Regions from separate parts of the Homo sapiens genome. Here region 2 is linked to region 1. A link is an interaction called in ENCODE POLR2A ChIA-PET data of the cell type or tissue named here. Cell type or tissue: HepG2. All regions are shown on one strand. Each heading gives the region's core, and the rest is flanking DNA. Links, peaks and the distances in the headings are about the cores only.

Region 1 (2,827 bases), core at 28-2,527:
ACTTGGGAGGTTGAGGTGGGGAGATCGTGGCTGCAGTAAGCCCTGATCTCTCCACTGCAGTACAGCCTGAGCAACAGAGCAAGACCCTGTCTCAATAAATAAATAATAAATAAATAAATAAATAAATAAACGATGGATAACATGGATAGCGGAGCTAACGGGGACCTATGGGAATCACCTGGCCCAGACTTCAGACTGGTCAGGAGTTACTGTCCTCATTTTTCAAATGAGATCTAGAAAGTGTGTGACCCTCTATGGGCCACTTATGCTTTTTGGACCTCCTTGTTCATATTAGTAAAATGAGAAAACTACTCTTTCCTTAAAGGACTGTTGTATGACATGAAGAATCATGAGGTATAAATTGCTCTCTAATATTATTTTGTCATCCATAATAATAACAGAGCAGGCTAGAACCTTCCGATGACATTGCTCTTTGGAGCCTGAAGCAAGCTCTGTGAACCCATGGTGAGGCTTGAGTGAGTAGCCTTCCTTCCATGGGCCTCAGTTTCTCCTTCTGTGAAAGGAGGGGGTGGGATTCGATCCCAGAGGACACAATCTGGGGGGATAAGAGGGTCAGGAAGACAACATAACGAGAAGATGACTTACGGCCCTCCTGGTCTAACTTCCCCCACTCCCCAACCTTTGGAAGAAACTTGGAGGGAGAGAAGTATTCCTCTTTATGAGGAAAAAACCGCCTGAGTTTGACAGTCAATGTCCACACCAGCCACAGTGCCAGGAAGCAGTGTGGAGCGATGAGGACTGTGGTTGACCAGTGGGTGCGTGCTGCATCCAGGGTGGGGAGCCCCTTCTGCATCCCCTCAAATTGTGAAAGCTTGGGAATTGGTGCCCACTATTGCCAGATTGTTTGACTTCAAAAGAAAGAGGAAATTGAGATATCTCCTGATTTTAAAATACTGGCTTGACTTTGCCTCTTTCTTTTCTTTCTTTCTTTTCTTTCTTTCCTTTCTTTCTTTCTTTCTTTCTTTCTTTCTTTCTTTCTTTCTTTCTTTCTTTCTTTCTTTCCTTCTTTCTTTCTTTCTTTCTCTCTTTCTTTCTTTTTCTTTCTTTCTTCCCTCCCTCCCTCTGTCCCTTCCTTCCTTCCTTCTTTCCTTCCTTCCTTCCCTCCTTCTCTCCTCTCTGTCTCTCCCTCCCTCTCTCTCTTTCTTTCTTTCTCTCTCTCTCTCTCTCTTTCTTTCTTTCTTTCTTTCTTTCTTTCTTTCTTTCTTTCTTTCTTTCTTTCTTTCTTTCTTTCTTTCTTTCTTTCCTTCTCTCTTTCTCTCTCTCTCTTTTTTTTCCACCATGTGGGCGACACACCACATCAGCCCTGGCTTGGAAACCCTGGCGTAGGTGTGTGATAGGAGCCCTCCAGCCTGACAGGGATTCTGCAGGGAACAATGGGATAAGAGCTTTCCAGACTCCAGGAGGAGGAAATAAAAGGCACCATTAACTTCAACCCCCCTGAGCCTGCCAGCCCTGCTCCTCCAACAGACAATAAACAGGAAGGAGACTGAGACTGGACAGTGAAAGGTGACCAGACAAGCCTGCCGGGGGACCCTCATGCCTAGAAGTTCCTCACTGCCAGCAGCAGGGTGCTGCTTTCCTTGGGCCACCTGGATGCCACAAAGCCACCTTCTATGAGGGGCTTCCGTAGCTTCCAGGGCTGCAAAGACCCAAAGTTCAAGAGCCAAGGATTACGGTCGCAGCCGCTCAGCTGAGGGGACTCAGGCTTGGGGTGGAGAAGGGTTGGGAAATCTATGAAAAATTTCTTGATTACGCAAGTATCATTCTCCTTGTACCACTATTAAAGCACGATTAAAATATTATTAAGATCCTGGCCGGGCGCGGTGGCTCACGCCTGTAATCCCAGCACTTTGGGAGGCAGAGGCAGGTAGATCAGTAGTTCAAGACCAGCCTTGCCAACATGGTGAAACCCTGTCTCCACTAAAAAAATACAACAAAAAAATTAGTTGGGTGTGGAGCCGAGACGGTGCCACTGCACTCCAGCCTGGGCGACAGAGTGAGACTCCGTCTCAAAAAATATATATATTATTAAGATCCTGAACAACACCTCCCCCAACCCTGCCCCCTACCAGCAGGTAACCACTGTGATATTGATGGAATGGTCTTTGGCCAGGCACATAGGCAGTGGGGGTGAGGAAAGGCAGACCAGGTCAGAGCCTACTGTAATAATCCAGCTGAGAGATGGGGCTGGCTTGGGCAGGGGGAAGAGGTGAAGGGAGTGAGGAGGGGCCAGATCTTGAGCATAGTTAGAAACAGGAGCCTATAGGATCTGCTGATGGACTAGATGTGAGGTGTAAGAGAAAGAAATCAGATGACCCCAGGTTTTACCTCTGAACACCTAAAGGGTGAAGTTCCCATTTACTTAGATGTGGAACTTAATCACGTCTCTAAGGACATTTTTGATGTATTGCCCTCTTCCCTCTTTTCCCAACCCAGCCTGCTTCCACCAGCTCAGTATTACAGCTAAGGCTCTAAGACTGCCCCAGACTTCAATGTTGGCTTTGATTTTTTTCTAGTTAATGATCTCAAGCAAGTTAGCTAACCCCAGATTCCTTCTTTCCAAAATGGGGATAATAATAGTACTGCCTTTATGGGGTTATATGAAGGTCAAATGATATGATGCCTGGTATATAAAGGGTGTTGAATAAGTGCGAGCCAAAATTACTGTGTAATCATTAAGTTGTAATTGTATGCATACATAGTTTCCTAGCCTGCTACTTCTAAGCCCAAAATGATCTCACGAGCATTTTTCATGAGATACCTTTAAAAATGTCCCTCGGCTGGGCGCGGTGGCTCACGCCTGTAA
Region 2 (2,792 bases), core at 273-2,772, 96 kb after region 1:
AAAGAAAAGAGTTACATCATTAAGTCATCAAGGACCATTGTGCTAAATCCAATGGACATTTTTCAGCTCTGTTCCTTCCCTTTTTATATATTATGTCTTGACTTCCCTGACACTACATTCTCTTGGTTTTTCTTTTTCTTTTTTTTTTAGAGACAGAGTCTCGCTCTGTTGCCCAGGCTGGAGTGCAGTGGCATGATCTCAGCTCACTGCAACCTCCGCCTCCCAGGTTCAAGCGATTCTCCTGCCTCAGTCTCCCGAGTAGCTCGATTACAGGTGCCCGCCACCATGCCCGGCTAATTTTTTCGTATTTTTTGTAGTGACAGGATTTCACCACACTGGCCAGGCTGCTCTCAAACTCCTGACCCCAGGCCATCTGCCCACCTTGGCCTCCCAAAGTGCTGGGATTACAGGCGTGAGCCACTGTGCCTGGCCCTCTTGGTTTTTCTTGTACCTCTCTTGTCATCAAATTTTGCCCAGTTATTTAATGTTGGATTCCTCAAGGCTCAGTCAGCACCTTTTAAGCCACTCTAAACTCCCACTAATGGATAAGCTCATTTACTTCCAAGGCTTCAATGGTCACAATACAACACTGCTGGCTCTCCAACTTATTTTTCTATAAAATAAAAAATAATAAAGGAACAACGTATTTTTCTATTCAAGACTTTTTATCTGAGCTTCAGATACATATATCCAATTGCTTACTTGACATCTCCACTTAGAGGCCAGAGGCATTTAAACTCAATACGTCTTAATTCAATCTCATGATCTTCCCTCTGAAATCTAATCTCCTACTCTTCCCTATCTTAATGAAAGACAACACCATCCGTCCCTTTACATTAAGTGCTTCAGCTTATCCCTACATCTATCTCATCACTAAGAACAGTTATTTTCACCTTTTGAGTATCATTCAAATGCATCTACTTCTTTCCATTCTTACTGCTACCACCCTAGTGTAAGTTATTACTTTTTCCTACTTACTGGACTCTTCTGATTCCCTCCAATCAATTCTCCACATTGCAGTGTTAATTTTTCAAAACACAAATCTGATCATATCATGTCTGACATGGTTTGGCTCTGTGTCCCCAGCCAAATCTCATCTTGAATTGTACTCCTGTAATTCCCAAGTGTTGTGGGAGAGACCGGGTGAGAGATCACTGAATCATGGCGGCAGTTTCTCCCATACTGTTCTCCTGGTAATGAATAAGTTTCACGAGATCTCATGGTTTGATAAAGGGAAACCCGTTTTGCTTGGCTCTCATTCTCTATTGTTGCCGCCATGTGAGAGGTACCTTTCACCATGTTTGTGAGGCCTCCCCAGCCACGTGGAACTGTTAAGTCCAACAAACTTACTTCTTTAGTAAATTGGCAGGTCTGGGCTATGTCTTCATTGGCAATGTGAAAACAGATTAATACAATGTCCTACTGCCCAAGCTTAAAATCCTCCAATGCAGTACCGTCCAAAAATTCAATACAGCACCATCTAAGAGAAATACAATGCTAGTCCCACATGTAATTTTATGTTTTCCAGTAGTCACATTAAAAAAGTAAAAATAAACAGGTAAAATTACTTTTACAAGATTTTATTTAATGTAATATATCCAACATATTATAATTGCAAATTTGAATTAGAAAAAAAACAACTCTGTCTTTAAAAGTTGATATGGGTTTTACACTTATTTAAACTAATCACATTTCCAGTCTCAATAACCACAAGTGGCTAATAACTATCATAACGAATAGTGACACCTGGGTGCGATGGTTCACACCTGTAATCCCAGCACTTTGGGAGGCCGAGGCGGGCGGATCACCTGAGGTAAGGAGTTTGAGACCAGCCTGGCCAACCTGGCGAAACCCCGTCGCTACTAAGCATATACAAAAAAATCAGCCAGGCGTGGTGGCGTGCACCTGTAATCCTAGCTACTCGGGAGGCTGAGACAGGAGAATCACCTGAACCCAGGAGGCCGATATTGCAGTGAGCTGATATTGCGTCACTGCACTCCAGCCTGGGCGACAGAGCTAGACTACGTCTCAAAAAAAAAAAAAAAAAAATGACGCTCCAAAGGATTTTATCATTCGTACTCTAAAAACTGACATCTTTTTAACACACCTACACGGTCCACCATGGTCTGGCACCTGCCTACCTTCCAGCCTCACCATTACAACTATCCCCGCTTCCTTCTCTACTAACTACATAGACCTTCTTGTAGTTCCTCTAGTTCCTCTAACAAACCGTGCTCCCTGTAGACACTGGGCCTTTACACAAGCTCTTTCCCAGTGGAAAGTGCTCAATGCCTGGGGGTCTACGATGCTTCTCAAAGGTGTTCTCTTCTATGTCTGACCTATAGAAAACCTCCACATATATTTGTGTAACATATAAACTGATGGCCTAAATATACTGCGAAGAGAAGCACAACAACGGTAAATTTAATCTTTATTAAAACAGCTACCATTTCTCGAGCCTACCGTGTATCACCTCATCTAATCTTCACAATAAGCCCAGTAGATAGGTCTGATGAACACCATTTTACAGTGAAGAAACAGGTTCTGAGAGGTAAGATCCTCAGCCAAGAACACATTGTAGTAAGAAATAAGGACTTCAAACACAACTCTGACTCCAAAGTCAGTTCTCTAAACCAGTATGTTATACTTGTCCACAGAACATTGGCTTCTGGGCCTAAAATATTAAAAACTAAAACTGAATAAAGTATTATAGTCACCAAGTTGTACGCACTAGTTTCCGTCGCTGTGGAGGGACCTATTTTCTCCAACTAAAAACAGTAATAGCTCCCACT

What was found. Peaks named below come from ENCODE experiments on the same cell type or tissue, not always from the same donor. Only the 100,000 strongest peaks of a DNase experiment are listed, where the experiment ranks them.
Region 2: POLR2A ChIA-PET joins it to region 1 with 5 read pairs; 6 of 35 experiments call an interaction of 5 or more read pairs at or near these places.

The regions. Positions count from the first base shown.
Region 1 is chr5:160,319,827-160,322,653 of GRCh38, forward strand. It overlaps a transcript of CCNJL not described here. Among named protein-coding and RNA genes, the nearest start is that of CCNJL, 8.7 kb to the left of the region's middle. In HepG2, for the core only: no CTCF peak of the experiment used is centred there; no DNase peak of the experiment used is centred there.
Region 2 is chr5:160,415,762-160,418,553 of GRCh38, forward strand. All of the region lies in intron 1 of SLU7 (spliceosome associated SLU7), which reads right to left. Among named protein-coding and RNA genes, the nearest start is that of SLU7, 1.9 kb to the right of the region's middle. In HepG2, for the core only: no CTCF peak of the experiment used is centred there; no DNase peak of the experiment used is centred there; H3K4me3 peaks cover 1,136 bases.